2 separate regions of the Homo sapiens genome follow, and region 2 is linked to region 1. A link is a loop called in an ENCODE intact Hi-C map of the cell type or tissue named here. Cell type or tissue: IMR-90. All regions are shown on one strand. Links, peaks and the distances in the headings refer to the core of each region. The heading gives the core; the rest is flanking DNA.

Region 1 (4,098 bases), core at 231-2,730:
GAGCTGGGCCGTATGAGCGGGAGGATGCAGGCCTCGGAGGCGCTGAGCAGCTGCAGCCAGACCCGACGCGCTCGGGGTGGGCATGACAGCCTCGCGGGTTAGAAGATCCACGAGATCTGCACAGACGGAATCCGGAGAGACTCCAGCCACCGCCTGGACCTCAGGAGCCCGCTTCTCCCCCGGGGAATTCCCCTGCACCGCTGCCATCCCAGTCCCTGGCTTTGACGCTGGGGTAGGGATAAAGAAGAGCGCAGCTGTGGGAACCCCGGTGGGCTGGGAGAAGCCCGCTCACAGCGGGTCCCCCCACTCCCCGGCAGGGTGGCGTTCTGCTTCTGGCTCCTCTCCAACGTGCTGCTCTCCACGCCGGCCCCGCTCTACGGAGGCCTGGCACTGCTGACCACCGGAGCCTTCGCGCTCTTCGGGGTCTTCGCCTTGGCCTCCATCTCTAGCGTGCCGCTCTGCCCGCTCCGCCTAGGCTCCTCCGCGCTCACCACTCAGTACGGCGCCGCCTTCTGGGTCACGCTGGCAACCGGTGAGGACCGAGAGAATGGGCCCCGGGGGCTAAGGGTGGAGACAGGATTCACACCGGGTGTGCACTTTCCAGTTTACAGAATGAATTCACATCTATTACCCTATTTGCCCCTCTCAATAGTTCGCAGAAACAGGCACTGTTATGACCATTTTACAGATGAAAAGTGGGGGGCTCAGAAGGGTTTGGTGTCTTGCCGTGTTTCATGTAATTCAGATTAGAGGTGTGTGGCGGGAGGTAACACAAGGGGTAGGCTCCAAAAGATGGAAGAAGGCCCGGGCATCACGCCTGTAATCCCAGCACTTTGGGAGGTCGAGGCAGGAAGGTCGTTTGAGGCCAGAGTTCGAGACCAGCCTGGGCAACATAGCCCTGACTCCACATGCCCTCCTTTCTTTCGATCCCCACCGCCACAGGCGTCCTGTGCCTCTTCCTCGGAGGGGCCGTGGTGAGTCTCCAGTATGTTCGGCCCAGCGCTCTTCGCACCCTTCTGGACCAAAGCGCCAAGGACTGCAGCCAGGAGAGAGGGGGCTCACCTCTTATCCTCGGCGACCCACTGCACAAGCAGGCCGCTCTCCCAGACTTAAAATGTATCACCACTAACCTGTGAGGGGGACCCAATCTGGACTCCTTCCCCGCCTTGGGACATCGCAGGCCGGGAAGCAGTGCCCGCCAGGCCTGGGCCAGGAGAGCTCCAGGAAGGGCACTGAGCGCTGCTGGCGCGAGGCCTCGGACATCCGCAGGCACCAGGGAAAGTCTCCTGGGGCGATCTGTAAATAAACCTTTTTTTCTTTTGTTTTTTAAAAACTGTTTTTCCCATTAATTTTCATGGCTTCTCCGCGCCGGGGTCGCACGTCCTCATGAGCTTCGCTGGGCTGGAGACAGCCTAGTACACTCTCCGCAGTGCTGTGAAACCTGATTCTCTGCGTCGACTCCAGAGTAATAGGGGCGCCCTCTAGTGAGGCCGGAGGGACCCTACCAGAGCTAGCATCTTTCTGAACCACCCCAGGGGGACGTTAGGTGGCAGTGATGAGGCAGGTCACCCACTCCCCCGTCCTGGATGCCACTCAGCTAGCCCAGCTGAGTGGGGTGGGAAGGAATAGCGTTTTGGAGTTGATTCCCTAACTTCCCACCTGGCTTCTTGTGAGGTGGTGTTTGAGGGCCAAGGTAGGTGTCAGCAAGGCATAGAAAGATAAATCCCAAGATTCTTGGCAAGTCTTGCAATCTTATGTAGCAAATTTGGGAACTGAAGCTCAAAGAGAATGTGGCATAGTTGGTTAATGTTAGACCTAGGATGAGAAGTTTGGTTTCCCCTCCTTTCCAGTGCTGTCTTTCATTGTACCAAAAGGCCACACAAGCTGGAGAAGTAAAGGAAGAACAAAAGGAACCCAGGAAAAAGGAAAACAAGAGGTGCCGAGGGATGAGAGGAAACCATAGGAGAATCATATGTAACCCCCACCCTGCTGGTGTTATGGGGGTGAAGTTAGGTTTCAGTGAATAGCATCTTGAAGAGGCAAGGCAGCACGGAAAGGCTGGGTTGCTGTGCAGATAAGCTAGCCCCTGCTTGGCCTTATCATGGCAACAGGCTTTATGGACAGGCCCAGCATCTCTTCAGTCCCTTAGGGCTTTTTGTTTTGTTTTGTTTTTTAACATCAGTATATAGAGCCTCCTTTTTCTACTCCGTCTGTAGATTGGTGCTGGGTGTCTGGTAACAGCCACCCTGAGGGCAGTTCTGCTGGTTTTATGGGGCGCCAATGAGGTTTGGAGCCAGACTGGAAGTCCAGGTGGCCTCCACGGGGAGGAATGTTATAAAGCACAATCAGGATCTTTGGGGTGTGCCTCCTTACAGTATGCCTTGGTGGAGGAAGCCTCTGACAGGGGAATGTCCTGGGACTTGGGACTGTCAGCCATGGACCGGTAGCGGGGGCTCAGGAGTCCACCTTCCTCAGGACTCCACTCCAGCATGGGGTCTTCATCCACACTCTGGTTGAAGAAAGCCTTCAGCCTGTGAGGCTGCATCCTGTGGGCCACCGCCATAGCCAGGCCCAGCAGCACACACAGCAGTCCTGGAGATGAGGGCAACAATTGTCCCACCTTAGTGCTAGTAACACCTGCCGAGGATATCTTCCCCTGGGAGTGTCAGAACAACTCTAAGGGAAGCCTAGAGCCCCTGCTTCAGGGCAACTTGGGCTCAGAGAGGTGACTGGCTGAGGGGCATGTGGCTGGTGTGGCTCTGTTGTCCTAAGTTTCCAGACTCCAAGCCCAGTGCTCCTTCTGTTATATCCCGGGAGAGAGAGAGAGAGAAAGGGGGAGAGGGAGAACTCTGAAAATAGGGAGAGAAAAGAAAAAAACCCTGGGGAAGGGCAGGGCACAGAGGAGGCATGAGGAGGCACATGAGGGAGTAGACAGCGGGACAGGAGAGGAGAATAAGACTGCAGGACAATTTAGGGATGTGTAAGGCAGGACAGGGAAGGGTTTAAGAATGGGGACCCAGAGAAGGGTATTTGGAGGAAGCAAGAGGGGACAGGGGGTTGGAAGATTTTAGAAGCAGCTGGGTGAAGAGAGTTAGGGGATGACAGAGACAGAGAAGATACAAGGGAGTGGGCATCTCTGAGGAGGGGGGGGAAGTGGCACTGGGGAGAGAAAATCAGGAGATAAGAGATACAAGAGGGTGGGACTTTAAAGAGGGCAAAGCCATCCTGGCCTCCAGGAACAGACCCTCAACTCTACCGACATGATGCCCCCAGGCCCTCCCTCCCTGGCCTTGAGACTTCTAGTGCTTGTCTTTAGGGCTGGGTCTTACCTGTGGTCAATGTGATCCAGAAGGCAGGCCCATGGTGAGTATGCAGCACAGAAGCGCCCAGGTGCAGGGGACAGGGTGAGGTGAGTGATGTGGCCATGGAGAAGAAGAGCAGAGCCAACAGCTGGAAGATGCCCGTGGCCAATAGCATGTAGCCACCATATACCAGCACAGGCATGGAGAGCATCACATTGGCCAGCAGCCAGCAGAGGAATGCCACCCTGGAGAGCCAGGACCCAGTGAGGACTGGCCCAGGTACTTCTACCTGCTGGTGAATTTGGATGGGCCCAGGCGGAGGTTCAGGGACCCAAGAGTGACCCAAAGATATGAGGTAGGGATTCCTTCCCATGGACTTCCCAAGCCAGCACCATGGGGACTGGTGCCAGGCCACCCCACCTGAGATACCCACATGAGTGGAGGAGAGATGGGTAGAAACCCTGTTCCTGAATCTAGGCTACCAGGGCCTCCACCCCGTCTCCTTCCCATCCTCACCATAGCATGGCTGAGGTGTAGTGTCCCGCCAGGCGGTACTGGCGGTATAGGCCACATGGGCTTCTTGGAGTGAACTTCTCAGCTAGGTACAACACAGGGTCTGGCAGCCCCTTCTCCAGAGCCTTTGCATACTCCTCAGCATAGTTCTCACCCAGGCGCCAGGTGAACTCCTCGTTGTAATTGATGGTCTCATTCAGCTGCTGCACGGGGGTCCCTAGGGCACAAGGCAGCTCTGCTCAGCAGGAACCCAAGGGCCAGAGTGGGGCCTAGGTAGGGACTC
Region 2 (16,839 bases), core at 14,340-16,839, 95 kb before region 1:
TCAAATTTTTTACTTTGGCAGGTATCAAAAATTACTTTGCATTATTTGAGAGCTTTTAGTCTTGGTGTGTAATAACCAGGTAGGAAATATACTTTAAGGAATGGCTAATGGCAGTTAAGAGGGATGCTTGGCTCTTGGATTTTTGGATTAGAGAAGCATGCTCTTGGCCACCTGGAAGATATGGAAACATCCCCACCTGCAACTGAGAGGAGATTCCCATGGAGGATGGGCTGGTTTCAAAATGGGCTGATTGGCTTTGGGTTGCTTTGCAATGACATGCACGGTAGAAGCATTGCACTCTTTCCCATAGCATTTTCCTCTTCTGGGGGGATCCAGGATGCAGTATACAAATGGCACCCTTAATTTTGGGGATATGTTTTTGCCTTCCAGCTATGCCTTTTTATTAGGCCCTAGAAATGCCATGCTTTGCTGATGCTGTTCCTCCAAGGGTGCCATCTTGAAGCCAGTAATTCAATTAAGAAACTGGCAAGTGAAAAATCTTACAACTACCAGATCTTCTGTCTGTCTGTCTATGTATATGTGTTGTATGCATGGTGTTTGTATAAAAGAGCTCTGACTAATTGGCTTAGAAAAATAAGCACTTAAATCAAGTATTTTGTCAGAAAAACAGAAACATTTTAATGCCTTTTTGTTCACGTGATTTCAGTGATCTTTTGGAAATAAAAACAGTTTTAAAGATTATTGGTAAAAAATGTCTTCACAATTTAGATGTTTAGTCTAAATTAGGTCAGATGTTAGGTTTGCTAAATGCTTTAAGGTCATAAACGGTTTCTTTGACTTTTGAAAATTGTTAGGCTTACCTACTTTGGAGCCATTAGAAATTCTAGCTAAGGTCTGTGGACATGTGGAATTAGCCATGCCCCCTAGCTATGCTGGAGTCAGACCTTATCTGCACTTCCATCTGAATATTAAGCAGAACAGACGTTAACTGTATGGGCTGAACTAATAGAAGACTGAAGCAACCTTTATTGACTTTTTGCTTAAAACATTGCTGATCTTTTTTGTTTTCCAGAGCCAAGAAAACCTTTCTTTTGAACCTATTTACAGCTTTTAATATTGAGTAAAGTACACATCTGTAAACAAAACTTGGAGCATATTTGATTCTCTCTTCCTGACTTCCCCAGGATTTGGTAACTATTTGTGAATATTCTTAACTTATGGCAATATAGTTATTTCCATAAGTGCAATAGGAATGTTTTCCTTTGCAACAGGACACAATTGAAGAAACTGCTTATTTTACCAAGGCTTTGACTGGAATTGTGTGCTTGCCTTTAAGGAATAAAAGCCTCTTGGGGCTAGGCGTGGTAGCTCATGCCTGCAATCCCAGCACTTTGGGAGACCAGGGTGGACAGACAGCTTGAGCTCAGGAGCTCAGGACCAACCTGGGCAACATGGTGAAACCCTGTCTCTACTAAAAATACAAAAATTAGCTGGGTGTGGTGGCACATGCCTGTAGTTCCAGCTACTTGGGAGGCTGAGGTGGGAGGATTGCTTGAGCCTGGGGGATGGAGGTTGCAGTGAGCAGAGATTGCATCATTGCACTCCAGCCTGGGTGATAGAGCAAGATCCTGTCTCAAAAACAAAACAAAACAGAGAAAACAAAGCCCCTTGGGAAAACTGGCCTCATACCTTGTCTACACAGTCCCTGTATAGGGTTCCTGATCTGTGGTAAGTAAAGAATGTCACCTTCTAACAGGCCCAAGAGCCCCAAGTTATCTTGGGACCTCAAGAGAAGAGGAATTTACCCAACTCATGGTTATTTGACGGTACAAACCCGTGGCTGGGCTTGGCTTTTAAAAAGTCTTATCTGAGATTCCTTATGAAACAGAATTCCATCAAAGCCATTTTAAAATGCCTATGTGAACAATAATTATTCTTGCTGCACTTTATGCAAGTAATCAGGCAGAGCATAATAAGACTAAAACTTACTTTGCAAGTAAAGTTGATCTACTGTGATTTATTTTTAATTAAAAAATGGGGACTGGAGACAGAAAAGTTATGCTCCAAAAATAAAGAAATATTCATTGTTAGTTGTTCTTGAGTTTTTTCTGCAGTTTGGACTAAATCCTAAATTATTTGTGGACTACAAGTCTCCAAATTAATGATTTCAAATCTTTACTTTTAAAAGTAGGAATTGCATTCCTTATGCTAGAACTCATTATTTACTTTGTAGTGTGCTGTTCCCTTAAATGCAATACTAAAATTATAGATGACAATACTAACACATTTTTCAGCCATCCTGCATGAGTATGCTCAGACAGTAGCAAAGTGGTTCCAGTCCTCTCACCTTGGGGTCAACACCTACCCCGACTATGCCCCTGGTCAGCAGGAAGAAGTTAGAGTGGTCTTTGCCCTTTCTCTATCTTCATTAGCCAACACCTTAAGATTAAGGTGTTATAAAACCCAAAGGAAGGGATTGAAACCGCCATTGCAAAATTATAACTAAGACAGTAAAAGAGATCCAACCTAACCAAGTCCATCTTGCTTCTAACCTCCAAGCTGTCCTTGTTCATTCCTGGGCAAAGTCTGAACTAACTTTGGGGGGAATTTCTTTTTTTGTTTTTTGGTTTTTTTTGAGACAGAGTCTCACTCTGTCACCCAGGCTTGAGTGCAGTGGTGTCATCTCAACTCACTGCAACCTCTGCCTCCTGGGTTCAAGTGATTCTTCTGCCTCAGCCTCCCAAGTAGCTGGGATTACAGGTGCCTGCCACCATGCCTGGCTAATTTTTGTATTTTTAGTAGAGACAGGGTTTTGCCACATTGACAAGGCTGGTCTCAAACCCCTGACCTCAGGTGATATGCCTGCCTTGGCCTCCCAAAGTGCTGGTGAGAGGTGGAGCCAGCTGGACTTCCTGGGCTGAGTGGAGACTTGGAGAACTTTTCTATCTTACAAGAAGATTGTAAAATGCACCAATCAGTGCTCTGTAAAAACTCACCAATCAGTGCTCTGTAGCTAGCAAGGGGATTGTAAAATGTCCCAAACAGTGCTCTGTAATATGCACCAATCAGCAGGATCCTGAAAGTATCCAATTGCAGGGAGGACTGAAAAAAGGGCATTCTGATAGGATAGAAATGGAACATAGGAGGGGACAAATAAAGGAATAAAAGCTGGCCACCCCCAGCCAGCAGTGACAAGCCGCTTGAGTCCCTACCATGCTGTGGAAGCTTGTTCTTTTGCTCTTCACAATAAACCTTGCTACCACTCACTCTTTGGGTCCATGCCATCTTTAAGAGCTGTAATACTCACCGTGAAGGTCTGCAGCTTCATTCTTGAGGTCAGTGAGACCACGAACCCACTGCGAACCAACTCGATACACAACTTGGGAGCTCGCCCAGTATAGCACCATGCAGTGAGTACCATTGGACCCCTTTCACTTGCTATTCTGTCCTATTTTTCCTTAGAATTCAGGGGCTAAACACCAGGCACCTGTTGGCCAGTTAGAAGCAACTAGCGTGGCCACCTGACTAAAGACACGGGTGTCAGGCTTTCTAGGAAAGGGATGTCTAACAACCCCCAACTCGTCAGAGTTAGGAGCATTGGTTTGCCTGGAAACAGCTTCTGCTTTTCCTATACTTCTGGGCTGAGCCGAGGGTCGACAGAGAGGAAAGCCATTCAGCTCTGCAGTCCCAACGAAAAGTTAATTGACCCTGCAGCCATGAACAGAGCGCTCAAAGTTACGTTGCCCAAGCGAGACTCATCCATCTATCTTATCTATCCCGACCCTTGCCTCCTGGGTCCTATGCCTGTCAGACAAACTTCCTCCCACCTCTCTTCTTCAAGACTAGTCCTGCTTCTAAAAACTACTCCTTGTCCCCGGTGCTCTTCTAGTTTCTCCAAAAAGAATGGTTTCTAGTATAAATTTCGGGACTCTGTTCCCTTTTTTAGGCACCCGGGCTCACCAATCAGAAAGACATAATTATTGCCCAAAGCCCCATCACAGAGGGGACTATCTGGAATTTTAGGATTCCTCCTCAGACTAGCAGGCCTAACAAAGGCTATTCCCAAAGCTAAGATATGGGGAGCCTCAGAAATTATAGACTCCAAAATTGGGCAGCGGATATCCTTCCTGTTCATATGATGAGAAGTGAAGACAAAAGGCATCACTCTTACAACCCTGGAGATCCCTTCCCTCCCTCAAGGTATGGCCCTCCCCTCCATTTTGTGGCATATCATCTTTATAGGATAAGGGTAAGGTCACAATACCAACAGAAGAAAATGCTTAGGACTCTAACAGATTTTTAAGAATGCATCAGTAAGGGCCACTAAATCCGTTTTTTCTCGGTCCTCTTTGTGGTCTAAGAGGAAAGGCAAGGGTGCAGGTTTTTGAGAATGCATTGGTAAGGGCAACTAAATCTGACCTTCCTCGGTCTTCTTTGTGGTCTAGGAGGAAAACTAGTGTTTCCACTGCTGCTTCTGTGAGCAAAACTATTCCAAACAGCAGCATCCAGGACCTGTTGCGGGTTCTTGGGCAGGAGAAAAAAAAACAAACCAAAACCATTGGCGTTTTTTTCTTTCAGGTGGGAAACACTCAGGGATCAACAGGCTCACACTTGAAATTAATCCTAAGCCATTGGGACCAATTTGACCTGCAAACCCTGAAAAAGAAGTGGCTTATTTTTTTCTGCACTATGGCCTGGTCCCAATATTGTCTCTCTGATGGGGAAAAATGGCCACCTGAGGGACGTATAAATTACAATAGTATCCTGCAGCTTGAACTTTTCTGTAAGAAGGAAGGCAAGTGGAGTGAAATACCTTATGTCCAAGCTTTCTTTTCACTGAAGGACAATCCACAACTATGCAAAGCTTGCAATCTACATTCCACAGGAGGACCTCTCAGCTTACCCCCATATCCTAGCCTCCTTACAGCTCCTCTTCCTTCCTATTAATGATGAGCCTCCTCTAATCTCCCCCACCCAGAAGGAAACAAGCAAAGAAATCTCCAAGGGACCACAAAAAACCCGCTATAGGTTATGTCCTCTTCAAGCTGTAGGGGGAGGGGAATTTGGCCCAACCCGGGTACAAGTCCCCTTCTCCCTCTCTGATTTAAAGCAGATCAAGTTAGATCTGGGGAAGTTTTCAGGTGATCCTGATAGGTATATAGATATCCTATGGGGTCTAGGGCAAACCTTCGACCTCACTTGGAGAGATGTCATGCTATTGTTTTGTTGCTGTTGTTGTTGTTTTGAGATGGAGTTTCACTCTGTTGCCCAGGCTGGAGTGCAGTGGCACAATCTCAGCTCACTGCAAGCTCCACTTCCCGGGTTCACACCATTCTCCTGCCTCAGCCTCCCGAGTAGCTGGGACTACAGTCATCCGCCACTACGCCTGGCTAATATTTTGTATTTTTAGTAGAGACGGGGATTCACCGTGTTAGCCAGGGTGGTCTCAATCTCCTGACCTTGTGACCTGCCCGCCTCGGCCTCCCAAAGTGCTGGGATTACAGGTGTGAGCCACCACCTCACCTGGCTCACTGGATCTATTGTTAGATCAAGCCCTGGCCTTTAATGAAAAGAATGCAGCTTTAGCTGCAGCCTGAGAGTTTGGAGATACCTGGTATCTTAGTCAAGTAAATGATAGAATGACAGCCGAAGAAAGGGACAAACTCCCTACCAGTCAGCAAGACATCCCCAGGATGGATCCCCACTGGGACCTTGACTCAGATCATGGGGACTGGAGTCACAAACATCTGTTGACCTGTGTTCTAGAAGAACTAAGGAGAATTAGGAAAAAGCCCATGAATTATTCAATGATGTCCACCATAACTCAGGGAAAGGAAGAAAATCCTTCCGCCTTCCTCGAGTGACTATGGGAGGTCTTAAGAAAACATACTCCCCTATCATCCGACTCCCTTGAGAGTCAATTGATCTTAAAAGATAAGTTTATTATGCAATCAGCTGCAGATATCAGGAGAAAGCTCCAAAAGCGAGCCCTGGGCCCTGAACAAAATCTGAGGCATTATTAAAGCTGGCAACCTCGGTGTTCTATAATAGGGACCAAAAGGAACAGGCCGAGTAGGAAAAGTGAGATCAGAGAAAGGCCACAGCCTTAGTCATGGCCCTCACATGAACAAACCTTGGTGGTTCAGACAGGACAGAAAATGGAGCAGGCCAATCACCTGGTAGGGCTTGTTATGAGTGTGGTTTGCAAGGACACTTTAAAAAAGATTGTCCAATGAGAAAAAAGCTGCCCCCTCACCCATGTCCACTATGCCAAGGCAATCACTGGAAGATGCACTGCCCCAGAGGACAAAGATTCTCTGGGCCAGAAGCCCCCAGCGAGATGACCCAACAGGACTGAGGGTGCCCGAGGCAAGCACCAGCTCATGTCATCACCCTCACTGAGCCCTGGGTAACTTTAACCACTGAAGGCCAGGAAATTGATTTCCTCCTGGACACTGGCACAGCCTTCTCAGTGTTAATCTCCTGCCCTGGACCGCCGTCCTCAAAGTCCATTACCATCCAAGGAATCCTGGGACAGCCTGTAACCAGGTATTTCTCCCACCTCCTCAGCTGTAATTGGGAGACTTTGCTATTTTCACATGACTTTCTTGTTATGCCTGAAAGTCCCACACCCTTATTAGGGAGGGACATATTAGCCAAAGCTGGAGCTATTATCTATATGAATATGGGGGACAAATTACCCATTTGTTGTCCCCTACTTGAGGAGGGAATCAACTCTGAATTCTGGGCATTGGAAGGACAATTCAGAAGGGCAAAAAATGCCCGCCCAGTTCAAATCAGGCTAAAAGACCCCGCCAATTTTCCTTATCAAAGGCAATATCCCTTAAGGCCTTAAGCTCATACAGGGTTACAGGATATTGTCAGACATTTAAAAACTCAAGGATTAGTAAGAAAATGCAACAGTCCCTGCAACACCCCAATTCTAGGAGTACAAAAACCAAATGGTCAGTGGAAACTAGTGCAAGATCTCAGACTAATCAATGAGGCAGTAATTTCTCTATATCCAGTTGTACGCAACTCCTATACCCTGCTCTCTCAAAAACCAGAGGAAGCAGAATGGTTCACTGTTCTGGACCTCAAGGATACCTTCATCTGCATTTCCCTACCCTCTGACTCCCAGTTTCTCTTTGCCTTTGAGGATTCCACAGACACATCCCTACTTATGAGGACATTCTTGCCTCAAGGGTTTAGGGATAGCCCTCATCTGTTTGGTCAGGTACTGACCCAAGATCTAGGCCACTTCTCAAGTCCAGGAACTCTGGTGCTGCTCCTTCAGCAAGTGGATGATTTACTTTTATTATTATTATTATACTTGAAGTTCTAGGGTACATGTGCACAGCATGCAGGTTTGTTACATATGTATACATGTGCCATGTTGGTTTGCCTCAACCATCAACTCATCATTTACATTAGATATTTCTCCTAATGCTATCCCTCCCCCTGCCCCCCACCCCACAACAGGCTCCCATGTGTGATGTTCCCCACCCTATGTCCAAGTGTTCTCATTGTTCAATTCCCACCTATGAGTGAGAACATGCGGTGTTTGGTTTTCTGTCCTTGTGATAGTTTGCTGAGAATGATGGTTTCCAGCTTCATCCATGTCCCTGCAAAGGACAAGGACTCATCCTTTTTTTATGGCTACATAGTATTCCATGGTGTATATGTGCCACATTTTCTTAATCCAGTCTATCAGTGATGGACATTTGGGTTGGTTCCAAGTCTTTGCTATTGTGAATTGTGCCACAATAAACATATGTGTGCATGTGTCTTCATAGTGGCATGACTTATAGTCCTTTGGGTATATACCCAGTAATGGGATCGCTGGGACAAATGGTATTTCTAGTTCTAGATTCTTGAGGAATTGCCACACTGCCTTCCACAATGGATGAACTAGTTTACACTCCCATCAACAGTGTAAAACATTCCTATTTCTTCACATCCTTTCCTGCATCTGTTGTTTCCTGACTTTTTAATGATTGCCATTCTAACTGGCATGAGATGGTATCTCATTGTGGTTTTGATTTGCATTTTTCTGATGACCAGTGATGATGAGCATTTTTCCATGTGTCTGTTGGCTACATAAATGTCTTCTTTTGAAAAGTGACTGTTAATATCCTTTGCCCAATTTTTGATGGGGTTGTTTGTTTTTTTCTTGTAAATTTGTTTAAGTTCTTTGTAGATTCTGGATATTAGTCCTTTGTCAGACAACAGGTTGCCTGTTCACTCTGATGGTAATTTCTTTTGCTGTGCAGAAGCTCTTTAGTTTCATTATATCCCATTTGTCTATTTTGGCTTTTGTTGCCATTGCTTTTGGTGTTTTAGTCATGAAGTCCTTGCCCATGCCTCTGTGATGAATGGTTTTGCCTAGGTTTTCTTCTACAGTTTGTACGGTTTTAGGTCTAACATTTAAGTCTTTAATCTATCTTGAATTAATTTTTGTATAAGGTGTAAGGAAGGGATCCAGTTTCAGCTTTCTACATATGGCTAGCCAGTTTTCCCAGCACCATTTATTAAATAGGGAATCCTTTCCCCATTGCTTTTTTTGTTGTTTGTTTGTTTGTTTTTTGTTTTGTTTTTTTGAGACGGAGTCTCACTCTGTCGCCCAGGCTAGAGTGCAGTGGCACAATCTTAGCTCACTGCCAGCTCCACCTCCTGGGTTCATGCCATTCTTCTGCCTTAGCCTCCCAAGTAGCTGGGACTACAGGCACCTGCCACCATGCCCGGTTAATTTTTTGTATTTTTAGTAGAGATGGTGTTTCACCGTGTTAGCCAGGATGGTCTCGATCTCCTGACATCATGATCCGCCCACCTTGGCATCCCAAAGTGCTGGGATTACAGGTGTGAGCCATGGTGCCTGGCCTCCCCATTGCTTGTTTCTATTAGGTTTGTGAAAGATCAGATGGTTGTAGATGTGTGGTGTTATTTCAGAGGCCTCTGTTCTGTTCCATTGGTCTATATATTTGTTTTGGTACCAGTACCATGCTGTTTTGGTTACTGTAGCCTTGTAGTATAGTTTGAAGTCAGGTAGCATGATGCCTCCAGCTTTGTTCTTTTTGCTTAGGATTGTCTTGGCAATGCAGGCTTTTTTTGGTTCCATATGAACTTTAAAGTAGTTTTTTCCAGTTCTGTGAAGAAAGTCATTGGTAGCTTGATGGGGATGGCAATGAATCTATAAACTACCATGGGCAGTATGGCCATTTTCACGATATTGATTCTTCCTATCCATGAGCATGGAGTGTTCTTCCATTTGTTTGTGTCTCCTTTTATTTCATTGAGCAGTGGTTTGTGGTTCTCCTTGAAGAGGTCCTTCACATCCCTTGTGAAGTTGGATTCCTAGGTATTTTATTCTCTTTGTAGCAATTGTGAATGGGAGTTCCCTCATGATTTGGCTCTCTGTTTGTCTGTTATTGGCATATAGGAATGCTTGTGATTTTTGCACACTGATTTTGTATCCTGAGACTTTGCTGAAGTTGCTTATCAGCTTAAGGAGATTTTGGGCTGAGACAATGGGGTTTTCTAAATATACAATATCTGCAAACAGGGACAATTTGACTTCCTCTTTTCCTAATTGAATACCCTTTATTTCTTTCTCTTGCCTGATTGCCCTGGCCAGAACTTGCAACACTATGTTGAATAGGAATGGTGAGAGAGGGCATCCTTGTCTTGTACCACTTTTCAAAGGGAATGCTTCCAGTTTTTGCCCATTATGATATTGGCTGTGGGTTTGTCATAACTAGCTCTTATTATTTTGAGATACGTTCCATCAATACTTAGTTTATTAGAGTTTTTAGCATGAAGGGCTGTTGAATTTTGTTGAAGGCCTTTTCTGCATCTATTGAGATAATCATGTGGTTTTTGTCATTGGTTCTGTTTATGTGATGGATTACGTTTATTGATTTGCATATGTTGAACCAGCCTTGCATCCCAGGGATGAAGCCCACTTGATCATGGTGGATAAGCTTTTTGATGTGCTGCTGGATTCAGTTTGCCAGTATTTTATTGAGGATTTTTGCATCGATGTTCATCAGGGATATTGGTCTAACATTCTCTTTTTTAGTTGTGTCTCTGCCAGGCTTTGGTATCAGGATGATGCTGACCTCATAAAATCATTTAGGGAGGAGTCCCTCTTTTTCTATTGTTTGGAATAGTTTCAGAAGGAATAGTACCAGTTCCTCTTTCTACCTCTGGTAGAATTCGGCTGTGAATCCGTCTTGCCCTGGACTTTTTTTGGTTGATAGTCTATTAATTATTGACTCAATTTCAGAACCTGTTATTGGTTTATTCAGAGATTCAACTTCTTCCTGCTTTAGTCCTGGGAGGGTGTATGTGTCGAGGAATTTATCCATTTCTTCTAGATTTTCTAGTTTATTTCCATAGAGGTGGTTATAGTATTCTCTGATGGTAGTTTGTATTTCTGTGGGATCGGTGGTGATATCCCCTTTATCATTTTTTATTGTGTCTATTTGATTCTTCTCTCATTTCTTCTTTATTAGTCTTGCTAGCAGTCTGTCGATTTTGTTGATCTTTTCAAAAAACCAGCTCCTGAATTCACTGATTATTTTGAAGGGTTTTTTGTGTCTCTATCTCCTTCAGTTCTGCTCTGATCTTAGTTATTTCTTGCCTTCTGTTAGCTTTTGAATTTGTTTGCTCTTGCTTCTCTAGTTCTTTTAATTGTGATGTTAGGGTGTTGATTTTAGATCTTTCCTACTTTGTCTTCTGGGCATTTAGTGCTATAAATTTCCCTCTACACACTGCTTTAAATGTGTCCCAGAGATTCTGGTACTTTGTGTCTTTGTTCTCATTGGTTTCAAGGAACATCTTTATTTCTGCCTTCATTTCATTATTTACCCAGTAGTCATTCAGGAACAGTACAGTTTTCATGTAGTTTTGTGGTTTTGAGTGAGTTTCTTAATCCTGAGTTCTAATTTGATTGCGCTGTGGTCTCAGAGGCAGTGTGTTGTGATTTCTGTTCTTTTACATTTGCTGAGAAGTGCTTTACTTCCAACTATGTGGTCAATTTTGGAATAAGTGCTATGTGGTGCTTAGAAGAATGTATATTCTGTTGATTTGGGGTGGAGAGTTCTGTAGATGTCTACTAGGTCTGCCTGGTGCAGAGCTGAGTTCAAGTCCTGGATATCCTTGTTAACATTCTGTCTTGTTGATCTGTCTAATATTGACAGTTGGATGTTAAAGTCTCCCATTATCATGGTGTGGGAGTCTAAGTCTCTTTGTAAGTCTCTAAGGACTTGTTTTATGAATCTGGGTGCTCCTGTATTGGGTGCATAAATATTTAGGATAGTTAGCTCTTCTTTTTGAATTGATCCCTTTACCACTATGTAATGGCCTTCTCTGTCTCTTGATCTTTGTTGGTTCAAAGTCTGTTTTATCAGAGACTAGGATTGAAACCCCTGCTTTTTTTTTTTTTTTTTTGGCTTTCCATTTGCTTGTTAGATCTTCTTCCATCCCTTTATTTTGAGCCGATGTGAGTCTCTGCAGGTGAGATGGGTCTCCTGAATACAGCACACTGATGGGTCTTGAATCTTTACCTAATTTGCCAGTCCATGTCTTTTAACTGGGGCATTTAGCCCGTTTATATTTAAGGTTAATATAGTAGGCTTCAGAAGGTTGGTAATAACATACTTCTCCCAGCTAAAGAAGGATGTTTGAACCCATCATGCATTGTTATGTGTGAATTTGATCCTGTCATTTTGATGTTAGCTGGTTATTTTGCCCATTATTTAATGCATTTTCTTCCTAGCATTGATGGTCTTTAAAATTTGGCATGTTTTTGCAGTGGCTGGTACTGGTTGTTGCTTTCCATGTTTAGTGTTTCCTTCAGGAGCTCTTGTAAGGGAGGCCTGGTGGTGACAAAACCTCTCAGCATTTGCTTGTCTGTAAAGTATTTTATTTCTCCTTCACTTATGATGCTTAGTTTGGCTGAATATGAAATTCTGGGTTGAAAATTCTTTTCTTGAAGAATGTTGAATATTGGCCCCCACTCTCTTCTGGCTTGTAGAGTTTCTGCTGAGAGATCCAGTGCTAGTCTGAGGGGCTTCCCTTTGTGGGTAATCCGACCTTTCTCTCTGGCTGCGCTTAACATTTTTTCCTTCATTTCAACCTTGGTGAATCTGGCAATTGTGTGTCTCGGGGTTGCTCTTCTTGAGGAGTATCTTTGTGGTGTTCTCTGTATTTCCTTAATTTGAATGTTGGCCTGTCTTGCTAGGTTGTGGAAGTTCTCCTGGATAATATCCTGAAGAGTGTTTTCCAACTTGTTTCCATTCTCCCTGTCACTTTCAGGTACACCAATCAAATGTAGATTTGGTCTTTTCACATAGTCCCATATTTCTCGGAGGCTTTGTTCATTTCTTTTTACTCTTTTTTCTCTAAACTTCTCCTCTCACTTTATTTCATTAATTTGATCTTCAATCACTGATATCCTTTCTTCCATTTGAATGAATTGGCTGTTGAAGCTTGTGCATGCATCACATAGTTCTTGTGCCATGGTTTTCAGCTCCATCAGGTCATTTAAGGTCTTCTCTACACTATTTATTCCAGTTAGCCATTCGTCTAATCTTTTTTCAAGGTTTTTAGCTTCTTTGCGATGGGTTTGAACATCCTCCTTTAGCTGGGAGAAGTATGTTATTACCAACCTTCTGAAGCCTACTTCTCTCAGCTCATCAAAGTCATTCTCCGTCCACCTTTGGTCCGTTGCTGATGAGGAGCTGTGATCTTTTGGAGGAGAAGAGGCACTCTGGATTTTAGAATTTTCCGTTTTTCTGCTCTGGTTTCTCCCCATCTTCGTGGTTTTATCTACCTTTGATGCTGGTGACCTACAGATGGGGTTTTGGTGTGGATGTCCTTTTTGTTGATGTTGATGCTATTCCTATTTGCTAGTTTTCCTTCTAAGAGTCAGGTCCCTCAGCTGCAGATCTGTTGGAGTTTGCGGGAGGTCAACTCCAAACCCTGTTTACCTGAGTATTACCAGTGGAGGCTGCAGAACAGCAAATATTGCAGAAGAGCAAATGTTGCTGCCTGATCCTTCCTCTGGAAGCTTCGTCCCACAGGGGCACCCGCCTGTATGAGGTGTCAGTTGGCCCCTACTGGGAAGTGTCTCCCAGTTAGGCTACATGGGGGCCAGGGACCCACTTGAGGAGGCAGTCTGTCCATTCTCAGAGCTCAAACACTGTACTGGGAGAGCCACTGCTCTCTTCAGAGCTGTCAGACAGGGACGTTTAAGTCTGCAGAAGTTTCTGCTGTCTTTTGTTCACCTATGCCCTGCCCCCAGAGGTGAGGTCTACAGAGGCAGCAGACCTTGCAGAGCTGCGGTGGGCTCTGCCCAGTTCAACCTTCCCGGCTGCTTTGTTTACCTACTCAAGCCTCAGCAATGGCGGACGCCCCTCCCCTGCCAGGCTGCTGCCTCAGACTGCTGTGCTAGTAGTGAGCAAGGCTCTGTGGGCGTGGGACCCACTGAGCCAGGCACAGGATTTAATCTCCTGGTGTGCCATTTGCTAAGACCGTTGGAAAAGTGCAGTATTTGGGTGAGAGTGTCCTGATTTTCCAGGTACAGTCTGTCACAGCTTTCCTTGGCTAGGAAAGGGAAATCCCCCAACCGCTTGCGCTTCCCGGGTGAGGCAATGCCCCTCCCTGCTTCGGCTCACCCTCCATGGGCTGCAGCCACTGTCCAACCAGTCCCAATGAGATGAACCAGGTACCTCAGTTGGAAATGCAGAAATCACCGTCTTCTGCATCGATCACACTGGGAGCTGCAGACCGGAGCTGTTCCTATTTGGCCATCTTGGAACGGAATCTGGATGATTTACTTTTGGCTACCAATTTGGAAGCCTCATGCCAGCAGGCTACTCTAGATCTCTTGAACTTTCTAGGTAATCAAGCGGGCAAGGTGTCTAAACTGAAAGCCCAGCTCTGCCTACAACAAGTCAAATATCTAGGCCTAATCTTAGCCAGAGGAACCAGGGCCCTCAGCAAGGAACAAATACAGCCTATACTGGCACCGGTCCCTCAAGGCGTAGCACCAACCAGATTGATAAACTCACTTATCTGACCTTGTGGCCCTCGCCCAGAAACTGACTCAGTCCAAGAAGACAGCTTAGATCCCCTATGATTTCATCTCTGACCCAAACAATCAGCACTCCTGACTCACTGGCCTTTCCCCACCCATCAAACTATCCTTAAAAACTCTGAGTCCCCGTATGCTCGAATGCTTGGGGAGCCGGATTTGAGCAATAATGAAATTCCAGTCTCCTGCATAGCTGGTTCTGCATGAACTCTTTCCCTATTGCAGTTCCCCTGTCTTGATAAATTAGTTTTGTCTAGGCAGCAGGCAAGGTGAATCCATTGGGCGGTTACATATTGGGGAGGGGGGACTGTAAGGGAATGAAATCCTGAGCATTATCCTCAAAGGAGGGAGGGGCCTTATAGACTTAGGCCTATCTAGAAGCGCCTCTCTCCTCAGAGAGTAAAACCTCACTGTTTCTCAGAGGGCTGAGAGGCTTGAAGGAAGAGTTTGGGCAGAAACTCTGCTTTGAATAGAAGCAGCAGATCCAGTTGAGAGAAAGAGGTTCACAAATTCCATTTCATGGCTTTTTTTTTTTTAAAGACAGATTTTCACTCTTGTTGCCCAGGCTGGTGTTGAATGGCATGATCTCAGCTCACTGCAACCTCTGCTTCCCAGGTTCAAGCTATTCTCCTGTCTCAGCCTCCCGAGTAGCTGAGATTAAGGCGCATGCCACCATGCCCGGCTAATTTTTGTATTTTTAGTAGAGACGGGGTTTTCACCATATTGGTCAGGCTGGTCTCGAACTCCTGACCTCAGGTGATCCACCTGCCTCGGCTTCCCAAAGTGCTGGGATTACAGGCAAGAGCCACTGCGCCCGGCCTCATGTCTTTTTTATACTTAAGCACCAGGCCCATGTAATGATGCACGAATTCATTTACTCCTACTCGTGCCAGGCCCTTTCCTGGGGGCTGGAGACAAAGGGCCGACGTGGACGCTGCGTCATGGTAGCACCTGTCTCGCAAAGTGCACACCGTGCTCCACCCACAGCCTCAGCATTCTCGTTGCTAGGAATATGGACCCTCAGGCAGCACCTCAGACCTAGACCTACTGTATCAGAATCTCTGTGCTGGTCCTGAGAATGTGCATTCTCAACAGCGCCTCACATTCCCCACCCCAATTCTTCTGCAGCTAACGTTTGAGAGCGCTGGTCTGGTGCCTACTGCCTCTGCAGGCGGTTTTCAAGGCAGCCGTGTGTGCTTGCATGTGAGGCGGCAAAAACAGCGCGCTGCAGGGCCGGCGCGGTGGCTCACGCCTGTAATCCCAGCACTTTGGGAGGCGGAGGCGGGTGGATCACGAGGTCAGGATATCGAGACCATCCTGGCTAACACGGTGAAACCCCGTCTCTACTAAACAAAAATACGTGGTGGTGGGCGCCTGTAGTCCCAGCTATTCGGGAGGCTGAGGCAGGAGAATGGCTTGAACCCGGGAGGCAGAGCTTGCAGTGAGCCGGGATCGCACCACTGTACTCCAGCCTCGGCGACAAACAAACAAACAAACAAAAAAAACAGCGCGCTGCAGATGGAGCCAGCACCCGGGCTTCTCGCTCCCAGCCCCCTCCCGAAGCCCCGCCCCGCCTCCGGGTCTGGAGGAGGCTGGGAAGCCCCGCCCCTCCACGCTAGCGCCGCCCAGGCTGGCACAAAGGAGGAAGCCTAGTCCCGCCCCTGCGTGCGGCGCTTCTCCCAGGCCCCACCTTCCATCCAGTGCCCTGGACCCTCGGCTGGGTAGCGCCACCAGAGCGACCAAACGTCCCGCGCCTTCCAGGCCGCACTCCAGAGCCAAAAGAGCTCCATGGCGGCGGCGGCCAAGCCCAACAACCTTTCCCTGGTGGTGCACGGACCGGGGGACTTGCGCCTGGTAAGCTGGGAAGGAGGGTGGGAAGCATACCGATCCTGCCTCACTCTCCTCTGAGCCCAGCCATAGTCCTGGCTTCCCACTTCCAGCCTGGCGCCGGCCCCGCACCTTAAGCGCCCTGGCTGCCCAGATCCCAGCTGGTTCCCCTCGGGGTGTGGGGGCAGCAGGTAGTGGCTGTTGCGAAGGGCAGGGATCTAGTCGTGTGCCTCCCGGAACCTAGCCCCGTGGCTGGCACGTGGCCGGTGCCCAGGACGGTTGCAAACTGTTTGAATGAAGCTTTCTCTCTCCTTTGCCAGCTGCAGATTCATAGTCCAGCCTCTTGTCATTGACCTTTCCAAAGGAAATGCTAAGGCTGTCTGAATTATCGGGGCAGACCGTGCAGAGCAGAGAAAGGGGGGCCAGAGGACACTTAGAAACAGCAGAACTTGTATTTAACTCCCTTGCTTGGGACTGATAAACCTCCCTTGCAGGATTATGATGATCACAAGAGTACTCAGCACTTAGTACGTGCTCAGGAAGTGCCAGCTCCTTCTCCTTTCCTTCCAGTCTAGGCCTCCATCTCCAGAACCCCTGCTGTTCCCCTTGCCTGTGCCAGACTTGTGGATCTTGATAGCTCCCTTGTCTGTAAGGATCCTTCTCTCCCTAAGACCCTGTCTGGTTCACTTTCCAGCAGTTTTTCTTTCCAATCCCGTGCCTCTGTCCCTTTAGGAGCATTCTGTATGTGTGTCCTCTGCCTTAGACCCTGCCTTTTGCTCCCTGGCTTGTGGCACCAAAGTTTAGGAAGTGGCTGAGTCAGCAGCCTAGTCATGCCAAGCCTCCCTTGACAAAGTCCCTCTCAGATGGGCCTGGGATGGCAGTGGGTATGTGGGATGAGTGCCAGCCATCTCTGCTGCTCCCCTGTACCTCTTTTCCCTCAAAGTACATGCGTC

Evidence for each region. A loop is a pair of places that touch in the nucleus more often than their neighbours do. Peaks named below come from ENCODE experiments on the same cell type or tissue, not always from the same donor. Only the 100,000 strongest peaks of a DNase experiment are listed, where the experiment ranks them.
Region 2: it touches region 1 in a loop (6-fold over the local background); 13 of 110 quality-filtered maps call a loop at or near these places.

The regions. Positions count from the first base shown.
Region 1 is chr15:45,116,774-45,120,871 of GRCh38, forward strand. It overlaps DUOXA2 (dual oxidase maturation factor 2), which reads left to right. Exons shown (of 6, transcript NM_207581.4): 5 at 318-532; 6 at 943-1,648. The coding sequence ends at 1,136. DUOXA1 (dual oxidase maturation factor 1) reads right to left here. Exons shown (of 9, transcript NM_001276266.2): 7 at 3,819-4,032; 8 at 3,330-3,547; 9 at 593-2,592. The coding sequence ends at 2,333. Among named protein-coding and RNA genes, the nearest start is that of DUOXA2, 4.5 kb to the left of the region's middle. RefSeq lists an enhancer at 1,196-1,395. In IMR-90, for the core only: a CTCF peak has its summit at 1,506 (motif pointing left); a DNase peak (open chromatin) is centred at 1,478; H3K27me3 peaks cover 963 bases.
Region 2 is chr15:45,007,437-45,024,275 of GRCh38, forward strand. SORD (sorbitol dehydrogenase) reads left to right here and starts at 15,759. Exons shown (of 9, transcript NM_003104.6): 1 at 15,759-15,913. The coding sequence starts at 15,848. RefSeq lists a silencer at 15,539-15,708 and an enhancer at 16,478-16,839. In IMR-90, for the core only: no CTCF peak of the experiment used is centred there; a DNase peak (open chromatin) is centred at 15,705; H3K4me3 peaks cover 1,610 bases; H3K27ac peaks cover 379 bases.